2 separate regions of the Homo sapiens genome follow, and region 2 is linked to region 1. A link is a loop called in an ENCODE intact Hi-C map of the cell type or tissue named here. Cell type or tissue: endothelial cell of umbilical vein. All regions are shown on one strand. Each heading gives the region's core, and the rest is flanking DNA. Links, peaks and the distances in the headings are about the cores only.

Evidence for each region. Peaks named below come from ENCODE experiments on the same cell type or tissue, not always from the same donor. Only the 100,000 strongest peaks of a DNase experiment are listed, where the experiment ranks them.
Region 2: it touches region 1 in a loop (4-fold over the local background); 23 of 110 quality-filtered maps call a loop at or near these places.

The regions. Positions count from the first base shown.
Region 1 is chr6:159,856,449-159,869,508 of GRCh38, forward strand. No RefSeq gene overlaps it. Among named protein-coding and RNA genes, the nearest start is that of MAS1, 28 kb to the right of the region's middle. In endothelial cell of umbilical vein, for the core only: no CTCF peak of the experiment used is centred there; a DNase peak (open chromatin) is centred at 6,993.
Region 2 is chr6:160,085,179-160,093,178 of GRCh38, forward strand. It overlaps IGF2R (insulin like growth factor 2 receptor), which reads left to right. Exons shown (of 48, transcript NM_000876.4): 42 at 2,855-2,969; 43 at 3,929-4,075; 44 at 4,738-4,925. It also overlaps the pseudogene CHP1P2. Among named protein-coding and RNA genes, the nearest start is that of SLC22A1, 33 kb to the right of the region's middle. In endothelial cell of umbilical vein, for the core only: a CTCF peak has its summit at 3,432 (motif pointing right); a DNase peak (open chromatin) is centred at 3,413.

The sequences.
Region 1 (13,060 bases), core at 3,139-11,138:
TACACGTGTGTGCCACCACACCCAGCTAATTTTTGCATTTTTAGTAGAGACAGGATTTCACCATGTTGGCCAGGCTGGTCTCGAACTCCTGACCTCAGGTGATCCACCCATCTCGGCCTCTCAAAGTGCTGGGATTACAGGCGTGAGCCATCATGCCCAGCTGATATAGCCATTCTAACTGGGGTAAGATGATATCTCATTGTGGTATTAGTTTGCAATTCCCTGATGATTAGTGATGTTGAGTATTTTTTCATACACCTGTTGGCCATTTGTATGTCGTTGAGAAATGTCTGTTCAGCTCACTTGCCCATTTTTCATTGGATTATTTGTGGTTTTTTTGTTTGCTTTGCTGTTGAGTTCCTTGTATATTCTAGATATTAATTACTTGTTGGATGAACAGTTAGCAAATATTTTCTGTCATTCTGTAGGTAGTCTCTTCACCCTGTTGATTGTTCCTTTGCTGTATAGAAGCCTTTTAGTTTAACATAGTCTCATTTGTCTATTTTTATTTTTGTTACTTGTGCTTTTAAAGTCTCAGCCATAAAATCTTTGCCTAGACTAATGCCCTGAAGCATTTCCCCTGCTTTCGTCAAGTAGTTTTATAGTTTTAGGTTTATGTTTAAATCTTTAATCCATTTTGAGTTGATTTTTGTATATTTCTTATTTGCGTATCCCCACCAGTGAGTTTTATACTTTTGTGTATTTTCATTATGGTAGATATTGTCCTTTCTCTTCTAGATGTTCTTCTTTAAGCATTTTTTATAGGGCTGGTCTAGTGGTGATGAATTTCCTGTTTTTGTTTGTCTAAGAAAGACTATTTCTCCTTCATATCTAATGGATAGATTTAGTGGGTGTGGAGAAGTTTATCCTTTTTTCCTTTTTTTCCCTCCTTTTAGCACCTTGAATATATCATCCCATTCTTTCCTATAAGGTTTCTGGTAGCCTGTAAGGTTTCTGCTAAGAAATGTGCTGCTAGTCTGATGGGGATTGCCTTAAATATATCTTGACTTTTTTCTCTTGCTGTTCTCTTTGTCTTTTACTTTTGACAGTTTGACTATAATGTGCCTCCAATAAACCTTTTTGGATTAAATCTATCTGGGACTCTTTGAGTTGCCTGTCTGGATATTTTCATCTCTTCCAAGACTTGTGAAGTTTTTAGTGATTATTTCCTTAAATAGGTTTTCTATGCTGTTTCCATTCCCTTTTCCTGTAGAACAAATTTTATGAAAATGTGTTTGGTTTACAGTATCCCAAATGTCACATAGGCTTTCTTCATTCTTTTTTTTTTCCTTTTTTCTTTTTTCTTTCTTTTGTTTGACTGAATTATTTCAAAAGACCTATCTTCAAGTTCAAAAATTCTTTCTTCTGCTCAATTTATTTTTGAAGCACTTCAGATCCAGGATTTCTGTTTGGTTGTTTTTTATATCTATCTGTTCAATTGCTCATTCAGATTATGAATTATTTTTCTGATTTTCTTGTATTATCTATCCGTGTTCTCTTGTAACAACTGGCCACTATTTTAAGTTCCTTTTCAGGCATTTCATATATTTCCTTTTCTTTGGAATCTGTTACTGGAGAATTATTTTGTTCTTTTGTCAGTGTCATGTTTCCTTGCTTTTTTTCTGTTTCCTTTGTCCTTATGTTAATATGTGTGCACCTGGTATAATACTTGCTTCTTCAAATTTTATGGAATGGCTTTCATAGGAAATAATTTTCCCTGTAAATGTATCTGTAGTGTTGGTTGGGTAGGGTGCTTTGGCTTTGATTCTGGATGGGCACAGTAATGTAGTCTCTGTATGATTTATTCAGCTTTAATCAATGTCAGTGGGGTCTGTGTGTTCTTCAGTGGCTTAGGCTGTGGTTATTAGTGGAGGCTGTGGCAAGGCTTTTCTGGGGACAAGAACATCAAGTAGGTTGGTCCTTGGTCCCCTGGGTAACATAAGCAGCCATCAGTGGTAGTAGGAGGGGGCCTGGGTATACTAGTTATTGGGCCCCTAGGCAGTGCTTGCAGCACTGGTGGTGGCAGTGCTCATGGCAAGCTGGCCCTCAGGTCCCTGGGCAGTGCTTGTGGCACTGGCAATGGCAGTAGTGATGGCAGGCTGGCCCTCGGGCCCTGGGTGGCACACATTGGTGCTGGTGGCTAGTTAGGTTTTCATTTTTATGATAACAATGTAAACATTTTCATCTAAGGGTCAAGTGGTTTATTGTCATTATTTTATTTTTTCTTGGACAAATTCTTGTTTTCCCTAGTTACATATTGCCTTGTATTTTTCACTTTCACAGTTTCCTATGTATTTATTCTTATTTTTGCTTATACTATGCTCATTTTTTCCATTTAGTATGTCATGTGCCTAGCAATACATTATTTTTTTTTAAATACTCAAACATATTGAGTAATCTGTTCTGACTTTTCCTGGGAACGCTTCCCCATGGAGCACCTTGTCAGACTTCCTCCCTCTCAGCTAGCCCTCTGTGGGCCCACGTCCCTTCCATTACCTGGGCTTTTCTTGACTGCTTTTTGTGTTGAGGATTCCATGGGTTCTTTCCTGTAGCCAGTCTATGAAGGAATTTAAAGGAAAGGGTATGAGGGAGGTGACTTTTTAAAAACTTTGTATTATGATAAATTTTCAACAAAACCAAAGTAGAGAAAAGAGCATCAGAAGCTCTCATGTGTCCTTTTCCAAGTTTCCACAATCATCAACATAAGGCCAATATTGTTTCAGCTAAACTCTTTCCCACTCCCTTTAACCCATGGATATTTTAATGCAAATTCCAGATATCATATATTCATCTGTAAATGTTTTATTATGCATTTCTATTTAAAGACCTCTGGGCATGGTGGCTCATGCCTGTAATCCCAGTACTTTGGGAGGCCAAGGTGGATCACTTGAGCCGAGAAATTCAAGACCAGCCTGGGCAACATAGCGAGACCCCCCCCTCTACAAAAAGTTTAAAAATTAGCCAGATATGGTGGTGGGTGTCTGTAGTCCCAGCTAGCCAGGAGGCTTAGGTGGGAGGATCGCTTGAGCCTGGGAGGTTGAGGTTGCAGTGAGCTGTGATCACTCCATCACACTCTAGCCTAGGTGACAGAACGAGACCTTGTCTCAAAAAATTAAAATAAATAAATAAATAAAACTTATAAAGAAAACTCCTAACCACAATGCCACAATGCCATTACCACACCTGAAAAAATTAGCACTATTCTCTAAAGTCATCAAATATTCACTTGGTATCATACATGTGTTGGCTTTTTAAAAATACAATTAGTTCGAATCAGCATTCAAATAAGATTTGATTGTGATTAGTTATGTCTCTTAAGCCTCTTTTAACCTATAGGTTTTTCTCCCTTCCTTTTTTCTTGCAATATTTTTGTTGAAGAAACCTGGTCATTTTTGGCTGTGTCTCCACATGCATTTAACCTGTTCCTCTGTCTTGGTGTTCTAGAGCCTCCATCTATTTCAGGTCTGATTTTATTTTGGCAAGATTATTTCACATGGATGTACTTCCAGCCATCAGATTGACTCCTCTCTTTCTGTGGCGCTATCAGCCATTGATAATTACCTGAATCAACCAAAAGCAGTTTTACCCCGACCCCCACCCCACCTAGGGACATTTGGCAATGTCTGAAGACATTTTTGATTGTCCTGACTAGGGAGGAAGGATGCTACTGGCATCCAGTGGGTAGAAGACAGGAATGCTGCTATATATCCTACAACAGTCAGGACAGCCCCCTAACCCCCAACAAATATAATAATATGTTGATTAACAACAGGGATACATTCAGAGAAATGTGTCGTTAGGAGACTTCATCATTGGGCAAACACCATAGAAGGCATTTAGGCAAACCTTGGTGTCATAGCCTAGTATACACCTAGGCTATATGGTATAGCCTACAAATCTAGGCTACGAATCTGTATAGCATGCTGCTATACTAAATACTGTATGCGACTGTAACACAATGGTAAGTATTTGTGTATCTAGACATAGAAAAGGTACAGCAAAAATACAATATTAAAACATTACGGGACCACCGTCATATATGCAGTCCATCATTCACTGAAATGTCATTTTGCAGTGTGTGACTGTAATTATCTAATCTAAATTGTCAATAGTACTGAGATTCAAAATCTTTGATAAGATCTGTTTATTCCTTAGAGTTTCAAAGGGGGTTATGTTCTGCTTCTATTATGTCTTCTTTACTTATTAGCTGGAACAGGGCCAACATATATTAGGATTTTGACACATTTACTTCATCTATGCCCTTCCTCTTTTTTTGTTGTGGTTGAAGGATTGAAAAGCAAATCCCACATATCATCTTATTAATCCTAAACATATTTAAAAAATGGACATTTTCTTACATAGTCATAATGCTTTTATCGCACCTAACAAAATTAGCAATAATCTTGGTATCCATATTCAAATTTACCTCAGTAAATGTGAACTACATATTTACAAATGCTGAACTACAGCATTTTCCCTTTTTGTTTTATTTTTCAAAATTAGGATTCAAAAAAATCCACATGTTGTATTTTTAGTGGTTCTGTCTTGAGAACTTTCTAACCTAAAGCAGTGGAGCTGTCTGTGTAAGCCCTTGTATGTCTGCAATATTTTTCTTCTACCCTCATATTTGACTCATAGTTTTGTTGGTATAGTGTACACCATGGCTGCCTTCCTAGGATTCATTTAAACTTCCTCCTTCCTGATAAAATCCCGATCTTATTTGGATGTCCACTCCTCCCTCTTCAGCCACATGCCTCAAGAGAGGCTCATTCTGGAGGAGAGCATGGGTAGTCTAAGTGTATTTCACCCATCTGGACAGATTGGTTCAACCATGAGCATGCGATTCTTGGCTCTAAACCCTGAGGGGATATATATAGTTTTTTTGTTTTGAGACGGAGTCTCGTTCCGTCGCCCAGGCTGGAGTGCAGTGGTGTGATCTCAGCTCACTGCAACCTCCACCTCCCGGGTTCAAGCGATTCTCCTGCCTCAGCCTCCCAAGTAGCTGAGATTACAGGCGTCAGCCAAAACACCTGGCTAATTTTTGTATTTTTAGTAGAGATGGGGTTTCACCATGTTGGCCAGGCTGGTCTCGAACTCTTGACCTCAAGTGATCTGCCCGCCTCAGCCTCCCAAAGTCCTGGGATTACAGGTGTGAGCCACTGCACCCAGCCTGAAATGTACTTTATTCTAAAAGAGAGACACTCAGACATGTTTCTTTTCTGGGCATCATCAGGTCTGGATGAGATGCTGGAACTGCACCTCTCACCTCAGGACCCATCTCAGAGTTAGCCTGACCCTAAAGATGCCAAAACAGAAAGAAGGAGAGAACCTGGCCCAGCCACTCCTAGACCTGGTCTGTCTTTGTGCTTATTTATATAGCAAGAAAATATAACTTATTTTTAAAACCCTGTTCAAATGGTGGCTGCTCTTATTTGCAGCTGAAACATCCTCATGGATAGACATGGGTATAGAATTTTAGGTTGAAAATATTTTTTTCCTTAGGATTCTGGTATCATTGCTCCAATGCTTGCTTTAAAAAATACTTCTATTTTGAAATAGATTAACAGGAAGTTGTAAAATTAGTACACAGAGGTTCCACATACCCTCCCCAGTTTCCCCCAGTGGATACATCCTACATAACTATAGCTAAATATACCAGGAAGGCGACTTGGGTTCCAATACTTTCTTATGTTCAGTATCGTTATTGGAAAGTCAATGCCATGATGAGTCCTTTTCTCTTTTTAATGTAACCTAATTTTTCTCTGCGGAAGCCTCCAGCATCTTCTTCTTAGCCCTGATGTTCTGAAATTTATTGACGGCATGCCTTGATGTGGTCTTTTTTCATTCATTGCTCTGAACATTCTGAGTCTAGAGGCTTGTGGCTTTGGGGTCCTGGAAAATTTATGGTATTATGTATTTGACAATTTCCTGTCCTCTGTCTTTATTTCTTCTTTGAACAGTGTTTTGGTGCTGAGCTCCCTGGATTGCTCTCTGATGACTTTATCTTTTGTTTTCTATTTCCCGTCTTTGCCACTTTGTTCTTTTCTGTGTCTGACATTGCCTCCACCTCTGTTCTGTCCCTCCTGGTCCTGGTTCCTTGTTTTCTTCTCAGAGGGGTCTCAGGATGAATTGGCCCATGTATGAGTTTTCTGTTGTTGGCCTAATAAATCCCCCTAAAGTCAGCAGTTGAAAACAGCACACATTTATTATCTCAGTTTCCACCAGTTGGAGTCCAGTTATGGGGCCGCTGGGCTGTCTGTTGAGGTCTCCCCAGGCTGACATCAAGACATTAGCTGAGGCTGGGGTCTCCTCTGAGGCCCAGGACCCATTCAGGTTGTTGGCAGAACCTGGGTTGTTGTAGTTGTAGGGCTGAGGTTCCCACCTCCTAGGGGTGCCCCCCATTTCCTGGCAGGTGGTCCTCTCCACCTGGGTAGTTTGTTTCTTCAAGGCCAGAAGGAGAAGGAGAGTATCTGCTGTGCTTCCTGTGTCTTACCTCTAGACACACCAGGACAACATCCCTTTTTATCAACTCAAAGTTAACTGATGAGGGGCCACACTCCAGGGGAGGGAATGCTATAAGGTGTGTACACCAGGGGGTGGGAATTGGAGGCTACCTTAGGATCCTTCAGCCCACAGTACCCTCATGTGCTCTTCTCATGCATCTCTGATTATAGCCTCTTGTTCTCACTCCCCAAATTTTGTTCCTAGTTCTTGCCTGGCAACATTACCTCGCCTATCCTTTCTGTCTTTTCACTTCATCTTAGTGGTTCTTTTTTTTTTTTTTGCAGGTTGGGGGGCATGAATGTTTGTGGTTCGTTTACGATGTTTAACTCAAAGTCCTTGAGCAGTTAAATTTTTGAAGGTGTGAGTTTTTTCTTAATGAGTAATGCAGAGTGTTTCAATGCAACACACTCTTGTCTGATAATTTATCGCTGAACAGCCTACTGAACAACTTTTAGATAAAACCTACCTGAGGGAAAAAAATCCAAGTCACCACTGGATGGCACCAAAAAACAAGGAATTTAAAGGGGCTTCTCTGCCTGCTGACGTGTCACATAGAGCTTCATTTTCCCAAATGTGAGGGAGAAATGCTATTTATTTATTTATTTAGAGACGGGGTCTGGCTCTGTTGCCCTGGCTGGAGTGCAGTGGTGCGATCACAGCTCACTGCAGCCTCGACTTCCTGGGCTCAAGCAATCCTCCCACCTCAGCCTCCTGAGTAGCTGGGACTACAGGCACACACAACCATGTCTGCCTAATTTTTTTCTATTTTTTTGTAGAGACACAGTCTCACTATAATGCTGGTCTCTAACTCTTGGGCTCAAGTGAACCTCCCATTTTAGCCTCCCAAAGTGCTGGGATTACAGGCCTGAGCCACCGTGCCTGGCTGGGGATGCTATTCTTTGAGATACGTGTTGATGAGCTTTTGTTAGAAGAGCTTGTTACCGTGCTCTTTACCCTGAGGCTGAGGCTCCCTCCCCTGAGAAGCTGCACCACCTGGGACAGACATAATTGCCTGGCTGGAGTCTCACACAGGGTTTTATTTTTTATTTTTTTAAAATTTATTATTATTATACTTTAAGTTTTAGGGTACATGTGCACAACGTGCAGGTTTGTTACATATGTATACATGTGCCATGTTGGTGTGCTGCACCCATTAACTTGTCATTTAGCATTAGGTATATCTCCTAATGCTATCCCTCCCCCCGCCCCCCACCCCACAACAGTCCCTGGTGTGTGATGTTCCCTTTCCTGTGTCCATGTGTTCTCATTGTTCAATTCCCACCTATGAGTGAGAACATGTGGTGTTTGGTTTTTTGTCCTTGTGATAGTTTGCTGAGAATGATGGTTTCCAGTTTCATCCATGTCCCTACAAAGGACATGAACTCATCATTTTTTATGGCTGCATAGTATTCCATGGTGTATATGTGCCACATTTTCTTAATCCAGTCTATCATTGTTGGACATTTAGGTTGGTTCCAAGTCTTTGCTATTGTGAATAGTGCCACTATAAACATACGTCACACAGGGTTTTAAAAAAGTTCATTGCAGCTGGGCGCGGTGGCTCACACCTGTAATTCCAGCACTTTGGGAGGCCAAGGCGGGCCGATCATGAGGTCAAGAGATCAAGACCAGGACATGGATGAAGCTGGAAACCATCATTCTCAGCAAACTATCGCAAGGACAGAAAACCAAACACCACATGTTCTCACTCATAAGTGGGAGCTGAGCAATGAGAACACATGGACACAGGGAGGGGAACATCACACACCGGGGCCTGTTGGGGAATGGGGGGGCTAGGGGAGGGATGGCATTAGGAGAAATACCTAATGTAGGTGACAGGTTGATGGGTGCAGAAAACCACCATGGCACATGTATACCTATGTAACATAACTGCACGTTCTGCACATGTAACCCAGAAATTAAAGTATTATAATAATAATAATAATAAAAGAGATCGAGACCATCCTGGCCAACATGGTGAAACCCCGTTCTACTAAAAATACAAAAATTAGCAGGAGACTTGCTTGAACCCGGGAGGCAGAGGTTGCAGTGAGCCGAGATCATGCCACTGCACTCCAGCCTGGCAACAGAGTGAGACTCCGTCTCAAAAAAAAAAAGTTCATTGCAGATACCATTGAAGGACAGGAGTTCTGGGAACTTCTGAGGCCGAGCTGTAAATATCAGAATGTCTGGCCTGAAGGACGAAAGCACGGAGTGTTAATTTTCAGACAGACTGTGGGGATGTGGGGTGAAGAGGGGACGAGGTCCTAGAAAGGGAAAACCAACTGTGCTTCCTTCTACTGTCACACACTTCACATCAGACACCAAACAGGCAGGGTTTTCTGACACCAACCAATTCTCCATTTTTCTGTGGATGCCAGCTGGATGTCCTATGATTTAATCCAGTTCTGACACCATCTGCCTAGAGTTAGCATCAGATCTCACAGGTGGAGGGCTCAGCCCCACAAGGCTGCCCTGCTTCAGATGCCAATCGCAGGTCTGGACCTCCCTTCTGACTCCTGACTGGCCGGCTATGAACTGTGGATTCCCACAGCCCCCTCCTTGAATTCGATCGTTTGCTAGAATGGCTCACGGAACTCAGGGAAACACTTTACTTTTGTTTACCCGTTTATTATGGAGAATACAACTTAGGAACAGCCAAATCGCACTGGGCAAGGAGGGGAAAGGGTCACGAAGGCCCAGCACTTCCGTGTGTTCATCAACCCAGAAGCTCTGAGAACTACGTCCTTTTGGGTTTTTACAGAGGCCTCATTACGTAGACACGATTGATTCCAACATTGCCCCCTCAGAGGCTGGGGAGTGGGGCTGAAAGTTCCAGTCTCCTCATGATCTGGTTGGTTTCTCTGGTAATCAACCCCAACCTTAGGCCTTTCCAAAAGTCACTTCACTCACACAAACTCATGAAGCAAGAATAGCCTCCCTACAAGCAACAAGAGATGCTCCTTTTTCACCTTTGTAGCTCCAGAGCTGTTCGGGAACTGGAGACAAAATCTAAATATTGTAACAAAAGCTGCTCCTGTCATTCTTATCACTTAGAAAAGTACAAGAGTTTTAGGAGCTGTGGCTGGGAGCCAGGGACAACACCACAATGCGTGTTTTTTTTTTTTTTTTTTCCGAGACGGAGTTTCGCTCTGTCGCCCAGACTGGAGTGCACTGGTACCATCTCGGCTCACCTCAACCTCTGCCTCCTGGGTTCAAGCGATTCTCCTGCCTCAGCCTCCTGAATAGCTGGGATTACAGGTACCCGACACCACGCCCGGCTAATTTTTGTATTTTTAGTAGAGACGGGGTTTCACCATGTTGGCCAGCCTGATCTTGAACTCCTGATCTCGTATTTCTTATGATCCCACAGTATCACCAGAGCCTGCTAGTGCTGCCAGTAGGCCCTGGAGAAAGGAGGCCGAGGTGGACTGGGTGCAGACCCTCCCCATGCTCAGACTCCAGGGTGGTCGGCCCAGAAGCTTCCAGAGCCTGGAGGTGAGGCAGCAGTGTTCTGCTTCCTGCCTGGAAGGCCAGTGGGGGGGCTGAGGAGCCTTGAGTCCCTGGGTGGCCGCAGGCTGGTGGAGTGTGTGTTGGCAGGAGCCTGCAACAGCGTCCTGGGAGGCTGCATCTGCCACAATTCACAGAGAAGATGCACACAAGCTCCCCTGTATCACTGTGCGGGGGCTCGGGAGGTGGCCGGGAACGAAGTGCTCGTGTGACTGTCTTGGAGAGATGTCGGGTGGGGCAGGGGTTGTCTCAAAGCCAGGAGAGACAGCTGAGGGAGAGCAAGGCCTGGAAACAGGGGCGCCTTAGGCCTGCCTGTCACCTCAACTGCAGGGGCCACGCTGCCCGGGGCCTGGCTGTGCCTGGGGTCCACCTCTGCCCAGCTTCCTGGGGGCTCCCTCCAGGGTGCTGCAGAGGTGTGGGGCCGGCCCGTTTCCTGGGACACCGCTGACAGCCAGCCCGGGCTCAGGGACGCCTTGTGGCCTCTTGGAGCCTTCCCTGGGCCACAGGCAGGCCAGTCCCCCTCACCAGCCCTAACGCTTCCTGCCCCTGCCCCTGGCAGGCTTCTCCGGCTCTCTGGGTCCTGCGCGTTCAGCCGCCTCTGTGTAAGCGCCCTGAGGACCAGGTCCCCACTGCCCCTGATGCCGCAGGCCCCCCCGCAATGCATGCAGGCCCGGCATGCAGGCCTCTGATCTGCAAAGGGGAAAGGAGAGGAAAGATTTCAGAGAGAACAGCCCTGCATGGAGTTGGAACCTTGAAATGACTGAATTTAGAACCAGAGTTGCCTGCTTACGGGAAAGGAGCTACTCAAACAGAAGAGACAGAGTGACATTGAGGTGCCAAGATGAAGTATGTTTCCCGAACAAAGTGGGTATAGGAATTTGAGAGCCAATAGCTCCACTCTAGAAAATTAAAGACGGGCGTATTTCTGCATATCGGGGCCAGAGTGAAGGAACCTCCGCCGGCTTCACTGCACATTAAAGACCCCCCTGGGCTGCTCTTGCCTCATGAATCTGATGCCCCCTGAGCAACCTCTCACCCTTCAGCACTGCTCAGGTGGGCTCTGTGCTGCTGTGCAGTGGAGCAGGTGGGAAAGGAATCCGCTGTTCCTCCAAAATTCACGTTTACCCAGAACCTCAGAATGTGAGTTTGTTTGGAAATAAGCTCCTTGCAGATGTGATTAAGGCTCCAGCTGAGGTTATACTGGATTAGGGCAGGCCCTAAATCCAAGGAGAGAGCCTTGTAAGAGACAGAAAAAGACATACAGAGACAAGAGGAAAGAGGCCAGGGAGATGGGGCAGAGACTGGAGTGATGCTGCCACGAGCCAAGGAATGCTGGAAGCCACCAGAAGTGGGAGGGGGTGAGGAAGACCATTCCCTAGAGACTTCAGCGGGACCATGGCACTGCTGATAGCTTAGTGTTGGGCTGCTGGCCTCCAGAACTATGAAAGTAAATTTATGTTATTTTAAGCCACCCAGCTTGAGGTAATTCTTATGGCAGCCCTACAGAGCAAATACACTTCTCTGACACAATTATGGTGATAAGAATTGGCCCAACCCTAACAATGTGGGGTCTGGCATAAGCGTACACATCCCCCATGTCTAAATATTTAAAACCACACACTGCTCTTCATATCCGTTAGGATGGCTATTATTTAAAAGAACCCCCACAAACACAAAATAACAGGTGTTGGTGAGAATGTGGAGAAATTGGAAATCTCCTGAATTGCTGGTGGGATTGTAAAATGGTGCAGCCACTGTAGAAAACAGTTCTCCAAATAGTTAAACATAGATTCCCATTTGATTCCCTAGTTACACTTTGGGTATGTACCCAAAAGAATTGAAGGCAGGAACTTGAACAGATACTTGTACACCAGGGATCATAGCAGCCCTGATTCACACTAGCTGAAAGGTGGAAACGACCCAATTGCCCATGATGGAGGAATGGATACACAAAACGTGGTATGTAGCTACAATGGGACATTATTCAGCCATAAAAAGGAAGGAAATTCTGACACATTGATACATGTGATCTGACACATTGACACACGTTGATACACCTCCTTGGTTAAATTTATTCCTATAATATGGATGAACCGTGAAACCGTTATGCTGAGTGAAATAAGCCAGATAGAAAAGGAAAAATAAATATGATTCCACTTGCATGAGGAACCTAGAATAGGCAAATACATAGAGAGAGAAAATACAATGCTGGTTACCAGGGGCCGGGGAGAGAAGAATGGGGAGTTAGTGTTTAATGGGCACTAAGTTTCTGTTAGGAATGATGAAAAGTTCTGGAAATGGATAGTGGTGTTGGTTGTACAACATTGTCATTATACTTAATGCCCCTGAATTGTACTCTTAAAAATGGTTAAAATGGTAAATTGCATTTTATGTATATTTTACCACAATAAAAAAATTTAAAACAAGCTACTAAACTGTTAAATAAAATGTTCTATTCTTTACCTTGACCAATATACATTTTTCATTTATAATTATTTTTTTTTATTTATTTACTGATTTTGAGATAGAGCCTTGCTCTGTTGCCCAGGCTGGAGGGCACAATCTCTGCTCACTGCGACCTCTGATTCCCAGGTTCAAGCAATTCTCATGCCTCAGCCACCCGAGTAGCTGGGATTACAGGCATGTGCCACCACAACCGACTAATTTTTTGTATTTTCAATAGAGACGGGGTTTCGTCATGTTGCCCTGGCTGGTCTCAAACTCCTGGCCTCAAGTGATCCACAGCCTCGGCCTCGGCCTCCCATAGTGATGGGATTATAGGTGTGAGCCACTGCAACTGGCCCCGTTTATTATTATTTTTAATTGACACATAATAATTGTAGATATTTATGGGGTACATTGTGATATTTCCGTACACATATACAATATGTAATAAGCAAATCAGGGTAGTTAGCATATCTATTACCCCAAACATATTTTGTTTCTTTGTGTTGGGAATATTCAAAATTTCCTCTTCTAGCTATTTGAAAATATACAATAAATTATTAATTATAGTTACCCCATAGTCCCATAGAACACTAGCACT
Region 2 (8,000 bases), core at 1-8,000, 230 kb after region 1:
CCGGGAAGGTGAGGGTGTTCTCAGGATGGCAAGGAGAGTGAGCATGTGCTTTGGTGGAAACCTCCAGATATGATTGCCTGTCACTGTCTCACAGGCATTTTGGCTCTCCTGGCACATTAAAATAAGTGCTGCTTTGTATTATATGAGACTGCAGGTCCTAGTCTGTGTGTTTAGAGGGGTTGGGCTATCTCGGGGAAGTGCGTCTATCCAGGAGGAAGTCTCAGAATGTTCAGAGTTCCTCTGAAGTTCACGTTCTAGCTGTAGATCAAGTGCCTAAATTGGCATAAACACACGTGTTTGTTTAGGAAAGCCAAACAGTTGCATGAGGACTTGGTACAGGTAGTTCAGAGGTACATCTTTGTAAAATGTCTTAACAATTTTTCACGGGAAATTGATCTTGTACTTGGTTGCTGAGTGAAAGTTGTTTTCTTTCATTATTTAAAGGAGGAAAATAGAGGTTTCTTAGTAAGAGCAATTAGGATTTGTTGGAGGGACCAGTAAAGGAAAATATTCACCTTTGCCTCTTAGGCTGGAGTGGGGTTTCCCGAGTTGTCCTGATTCAGCCACAGGGCTACTTCAGATTAGCTTGAGATGTTGAGATGGAGAAAGAGAATTCCGAGAAAACTACTGCCACCCTTGATAAAAATCACACACAGACTCTGCAGGTTGGTAGGTGGAGGGAGAGCTGCCATACAGGAAGTGGCGCCCAGACCGCCAGCCTGAGACCCGCCCTCCCTGGGAGGTTCTTACTGCTTTAGAGGTCAGTTATTGCTGCCACTCCCACACTGCCCCAGAAGGGGGAAGGAGGGAAGGTCGTGGAGGGTTGCTTTTTCCCCTGTAATCTTGCAGTATATATGGATATTCGACTAGTCTTTCCCCAACTTCAGCCAACTGAAATGACTAAAACACTTAAGGCTTCCTAAAAGTTTGAGGCAGGAGGAGCAAAAGAGAGTAGTGAACACAGGGGGTGACATGGAACTAGATCATCTGACTTCTTAGCGGTGACCTGCAGGCCACCTCCATTTGGAGAGCACCATTTTGCAAGTCCAGCCTCGCCTGGCGGGAAGAGCTCATGCTTTCTCCTGGGACTGGCATTTGGCATCCTGAGCACCTGCTGACCGGAACGAGAAATAATCTGGTGTCTGACACCAAATGAGCTCTTAATCTTTGGCGCCAACAAGACAGCATCTAAGGACAACCACGGTGCCCCCATTGTCCGCTTAGGGAATGGACCCCTGTTGGGGTGGGAGGTAGACTTTTTGTTTTCAGAACCAACATGTCTCAAGCAGCTGTGCTTAATATATGTTTAATCCCCATCCACTCCATGGGGCAGCGTTGTCATCCGTTTCACAGGCTGGGCCCCTGAGCCGAGGAGGTTGAGCCTCCTGCCCAATCAGTAAGGGCTGTCTACACTATTAAAGTTTTTTCTTGTTTGATCCCATATGCCAGAAGTTTTAAAAATTTTCCGTAAAACAGTGGAATTCTTTTTTCCAAAATTTTACACAGAAGCCCAATATTTAAAACAAATTCAGCTGGAGCAGCTTTGAGTTTGGGGCAGGCCTGAGAGCCTAGAGTCCCACCTCCCACCTCACCATCCAGCAGCCCTCAGTACCTCAGCCTGTGTCCTGTGGAAAACACTCGGGAAGTGAGCACTGTGCCCATGTTGCCTCCACCGCATGCCCCTGCCTGGAAGGATCTGTGTGTGTGTGGTCAGGGTGGAAGGCACCTGCTTCCCCTGGACACCCTGCGCCATGCCCTGGAGACATCATCTGTCCATGCAGCCAGGCTGGGCCCAGACCGTTCCCAGAACAGCCCCCTGCGCAGCCACAAGCAGCCTCTTGGTGGTGGCTTGAGAGTTGGAACCTGGCGGCCATGCTGCCCCAGTGATACCTGCAGCTTAAAGCATGTACTCACTTTTCTCTCAGACCCTGCGGGTTCGAGGGCTCAGGTTTTTCTTTTAATGGGTCACTTTTAAAAGCAGACAGTGCTCGACTGAAAGCTAGAAGACCCTAGAAAACCACAGTTGGTTTCTGTTTCTGGCTTTTCACTTTTTCCATTCTGTGCTCTGTTATTACTGGGAGGCTCACATGAGGGTACCTGTCAGGAAAGCACCTAATATGATAGAGAGAGTTTACACAATTGGAGCGATAATGAAGGCTGCCATTACCCGGGGTCCCACTGTTCACATGAGTTTGTTGGGCACTTTCTATACATGCCCGAAACCTGCCCACTTTGGACAGTGCCCTGTTCTGCAGGTAAGGCCCTCAAGGCTCAGAAGCTCAGCAACCCAGGGCCACAAAGTACGGGAGTAGGAGGGTTTGGGTTTGACCCCAGGTCTTAGGCTGTGACAATTGTGCAGTGGGCCAGGTGACCACCCCTGAGTGTGGGAATGCAAGAACAGGTCGATAAACCTTTAGGGAGCCCAAAATTTATTTTCTTCTGGCCTTTAAACCAGATTTTTACTCCTAACATTGAAGCTTTGTTTGTTTGTTTTTTGTTTTTGTTTTTGAGATGGAGTTTTGCTCTTGTTGCCCAGGCTGGAGTGCAATGGCGCCATCTCGATCTTGGCTCACTGCAACTTCTGCCTCCCGGGTTCAAGCAATTCTCCTGCCTCAGCCTCCTGAGTAGCTGGGATTACAGGCACCTGCCACCGTGCCCGAATAATTTTTGTATTTTTAGTAGAGACGGGGTTTCACCATGTTGGTCAGGCTGGTCTCTAACTCCTGACCTCAAGTGATCTGCCCTCTTTGGTTTCCCAAAGTGTTGGAATTGACAGGTGTGAGCCACTGCGCCTGCCTGAGGCTTTTTATAATGCACTAGAAATAATGTCAGTTCAATCATTTGTGTGTTTCAGGTGACAAAGTTGTTGTCACGTACTCCAAAGGTTATCCGTGTGGTGGAAATAAGACCGCATCCTCCGTGATAGAATTGACCTGTACAAAGACGGTGGGCAGACCTGCATTCAAGAGGTCAGGAGACTGGGGGCTCAGAGCGGGACTGTGCAGTGAGCATACTGGAGGGAATTCCTCCTTGGGGTTTTCATGGGCAGGTTTTGGCTGAGTCTTAGGAGCTCAGGGCCAGAGCCGCTGATTGTGCTGTATTGGGCGGGGCTGCTCCAGGCAGGGAAGACCTCCAGATACAGTGCTGAGACACTGTTACAAGACCAGTGCAACTTCTCTGGGCTAGCTTGTCTCTTGAACTAGGTTTAGCACTGGCTGAGCAGTACTTAACTGACCTCTACCTTTGAATGTCATAGTAGAAACAAAGGGGCGTGGATTTGTCCCACCCGAGGTGTTCAAGCAGCCTGGCTGGGACCCTCGAGCAGCTGGGACCTGCATCTGGACCTGGGATGTGCTTGGATTATATTCAAGTTTTCCCGGCCACATTGCATCTGGTGCCAGGGAGAGCTTGGCCAACAGAGGGTGCATGTGAGCTGCTGTTTGTGAACAGAACTGATTCCTTCCAGACGCTGAGTTTGGAAAAGGGGTGACTCAGAAATTGCCAAAGGATTTATGAATGTATGAGTCTGAGAAGCTTAAACAAAAATCTAAAAATCTAGGAGCAAATTTTCCAGGTTTTGAATGTTGCACGGTTTACAAATTTTAAAAAATTTATATTGAATGCTTGCCTGCTTTGTCACATTACTGATGTGTGCACCACAGTCATCTTCCCTGTCCATTGTGGTGATGAAAAGAAGTGAGTAAAATAACCACCCTCGCTCCGAGCTGCCGTCAGTGTTGAGTCGGGAAATTCTGCCTAGGCCTGCGCAGCCCGGGGAGTGGGGGCCTCGGGACCCAACTGAAGTCTCGCAGCACCTTGACTGAAAGCCAGTGAGCTGCTTCAAGGGCTCCGCAGTGTTCATTGTTTTGCAGTCTTCCCTTATGTCTGGCTGGGGAAGTGACTGTAGCCTGTGCTTCCCTCCTCCTAGGTTTGATATCGACAGCTGCACTTACTACTTCAGCTGGGACTCCCGGGCTGCCTGCGCCGTGAAGCCTCAGGAGGTGCAGATGGTGAATGGGACCATCACCAACCCTATAAATGGCAAGAGCTTCAGCCTCGGAGATATTTATTTTAAGTAAGTAAAACGTTTTCCTTCTGAGCTGTGAAATGTGTTCAAAATTAAACCAGCAATGCCGCTCTTTCCCTATCGGGGAGCACTGCAGGATAAATAGGTCTGTGTTTTAGTTACTGTTGCTGGAGTCATCGTCATCTTTTGCTTAAACTGAGGAAAAGCGTTACTCAATCATTAAGTTTTAACACCAAAGATGGTGAATTCTCATGAGTGTAAAAATAAATCCCCCGTCCTTCTCCCTCTCTTCATGATAATCTCAGGGGTTGAAGCCGAAGCCTTCTGACATGTTTGAGCAGGAATCTTCTGGGCTTACCAGTGTTTAGAAAATAAGTTTCTCAGCAGTGTTACTGGGGCTGCTCTTGGGGGTGGTGGCCGAGGTGCACAGACAGGGCGAGGGCCGTGTGGTGCTGGATACGGCACCTGAGGAAGGTGGATTAGCACTCAGAGGCCAGAACTGGTTGGGGAGAAAGCCTCTTGAGAGGGAAACTGGTGTCCTCAGAATTGCTGTGGGGTCACAGACGTGCTGCCCTAGCGTGTCCGTGCTTCCTTTCCCTAGGAAAGGAAGCATCCTGGGGCCCTGCAGTGATTCTGAGGACTGAGGGTTTATGTCATGAATGCCTTCTTGAAGGACTTCCATGTCACTGTGATCTTTTCTGTCTCTTCAGGCTGTTCAGAGCCTCTGGGGACATGAGGACCAATGGGGACAACTACCTGTATGAGATCCAACTTTCCTCCATCACAAGCTCCAGAAACCCGGCGTGCTCTGGAGCCAACATATGCCAGGTGAAGCCCAACGATCAGCACTTCAGTCGGAAAGTTGGAACCTCTGACAAGACCAAGTACTACCTTCAAGGTAATCCGTGGCTTCCCACAAAGTTCCACATTTAACTTCCTCCAAGGAAGGGGATTAAAATTTTCAACTAACTCCCTTCAGTTGAAATCTCGGACCACTTTTAAAACAAAAACCTTGGTCTAATTCTTTACTTTGTTATGAATTTCTTGACAGTGGATTGAGCGATACGTGTCAGAACTAAGCATTTCACTGTAGGCAAATTGTGTCTTAGTTATCAAGTAAATGTACAAAAAAACTAAAACCTGGTCTGATCCAGTGGTTCTGAGGTTGGGTGGAGGCTGAGCTGTGCACAGTCAGAATTGCCTTTGATTTGGTTTTAACCATGACACTTCCTTATTTTGGAATGCCAAATAATATTAGAGAAGGGTAAGAGATTTTATATTTGTAAGAAGGATGAAAGGAAACTGGCCTAAATGTTAGGATGTAGGTTAAAATCAACCAGGACGCACATAGGGCAGAGTCCAGGGTGTGAAGGAAGGTTTTAAACTGGCACTAATAAGGGTGTTGCCCTTTGTTCCCTCACATAATCGTGAAAGGCTGCTTTTGTTTTGAACAGCTAGTCTTAACTATATACCTTTCATAATTTGATTTTTGAACCGTGTGTGGATGTAATAACTCTTTAAAAAAAAATGAAGTGTGTTTAAAGAAAACCCCAGCCTGCTCTGATGTCAAAGAGCTGCCGATCATGTCCTCTGGGAGGGGAGAGTAGTGATAGCTGAGAAGGAGCAGGTGCTCTGTGCCCTGGTGCTGAGCACATTGCCGAGAAGGAGCAGGTGCTCCGTGCCCTGGTGCTGAGCTCATCGCCGAGAAGGAGCAGGTGCTCCGTGCCCTGGTGCTGAGCGCATCGCCGAGAAGGAGCGGGTGCTCTGTGCCCTGGTGCTGAGCGCATCGCTGAGAAGGAGCGGGTGCTCTGTGCCCTGGTGCTGAGCGCATCGCTGAGAAGGAGCGGGTGCTCTGTGCCCTGGTGCGGCTGAGAAGGAGCGGGTGCTCCGTGCCCTGGTGCTGAGCACATCGCCGAGAAGGAGCAGGTGCTCCGTGCCCTGGTGCTGAGCACATCGCCGAGAAGGAGCAGGTGCTCCGTGCCCTGGTGCTGAGCGCATCGCCGAGAAGGAGCAGGTGCTCCGTGCCCTGGTGCTGAGCGCATCGCCGAGAAGGAGCAGGTGCTCCGTGCCCTGGTGCTGAGCGCATCGCCGAGAAGGAGCAGGTGCTCCGTGCCCTGGTGCTGAGCGCATCGCCGAGAAGGAGCAGGTGCTCTGTGCCCTGGTGCTGAGCGCATCGCCGAGAAGGAGCAGGTGCTCCGTGCCCTGGTGCTGAGTGCATCTCCACGACGGCAGCACCTGATGGAGGGAAGCTGGGTCAGCATCGCTGCTCCTGGTCACAGATTGTAGACAGCGCCCTGGTGCATCTGCTCATAGCACCTGTGGCCCCTGAATAGAACTGGGAAAGTGAATGTTCTGCTTTCTGGGTGAGTTGATGATGGGAAAGTTGATCAGCCTCATTCACTTGCATAACTCCACAGCACGGAGCTAGCACTCTGTGTTTCTCTGTTCTCTGCCTTCCTCACACTTCGGTGAATCCTTCAGTCATTCAGAATCAGATGTTGCATGTCACAGGTTGTGCCTTCTCTTGCTGTCCTCTTTCCCAGTGCTCGGTAAATCTTGATTAAAGGAAGGAAGGAAGGATTGTTTCAGAAGCCTTCAGGGGCCCTATCATGCAGAGAAGGAAAGTCTAGGCTCTCTCTGACACAGCTTGAAGATGTCTGAGAGGCTCCCATGTACCAGGGTAGCCTTGCAAGCTGCTGCTCCTACACATGCCTCAGCCATCAGGTTATTCACTAGTTCCCAAAGTCACCCTGTAACCTGGTGGGTTTACATATGCTGCTCTTGGTGCTGGAATGCCTTGGCCCACCTTCCTCATCCTTCCAAACCTACTTCTAGTGCCCCTCCTGGGAAGGCCCACCTTCTCATAGCAGGGTGACACCGCTGGTGTGTCTGCAGGATTCCAAACCTACCTCCAGTGCCCCTCCTGGGAAGGCCCACCTTCTCATAGCAGGGTGACACCGCTGGTGTGTCTGCAGGATTCCAAACCTACCTCCAGTGCCCCTCCTGGGAAGGCCCACCTTCTCATAGCAGGGTGACACCGCTGGTGTGTCTGCAGGATTCCAAACCTACCTCCAGTGCCCCTCCTGGGAAGGCCCACCTTCTCATAGCAGGTGATACTGCTGGTGTGTCTGCAGGAGTCTTCACGCTCCATCGCGCAGCACTGGCCACTTGTCTGGTTACACATAAGACCTCCACGTTCACAAGTGGTATGTCTAGCAGACCTTTGAGGATCCCCAGCTTTCAGAGTGCTTGTGCATGCGCATTTAGTCATTCTTGGTAAATAAAATCCCTTTCAGACCTTTTCACTTTCTTCATTCACCAGCCCCAGGAAGTAGCTTTAGTTTTAAGACATCTTTTCATCTTTCATGAAGAAATGAAGTTTCTATCTCTTCCTGAGGCTTGCCATTCCTTCGGGAGGGCAGAGCTGTCTCTCATCAGGACGTGGAGCTGCTGGGCGGTTTGCTTCCCCACATCAGCCCTGTGGAACAGTCCATTCAGCAGCCCCTGCTTCAGCTACTCCCAAGCGAGAATGTGGGGCCCTCCCGGAGCGGAGCCGCACCGCCTGTCTCTGGGCCCCATCTGTGTGTGGACATGTCCGTCTCCTACCCTGCACTCTCGCCTCTGCATTCCTGGCACCCAGCAGCACCAGCCACAAAGATTTTCAGCCAGTGACAAAGGTTGGGAGCAGCAGAGTTCATGCAAGGAGTCCACACAAGGGTTCCTCACTTCTGACAGCAACAGCACACTGAAGGGGTTCCCAAGCCAACTTCAGATTTACCCTTTCACCATAACTCACAGAGCTCCCTGGAAGCAGTTACACTTATAGTTATGATTTACTGCAGCAAAAAGATACAGGTTAAAATCAACCAAGATGCACACAGGGCAGAGTCCAGGAGGGAATTGAATGCAGAGTTCCCACCAGCTCTCCCGTGGAATCAGATGTGTTGTGTTCCCAGCACCCACGTGTGGCAGT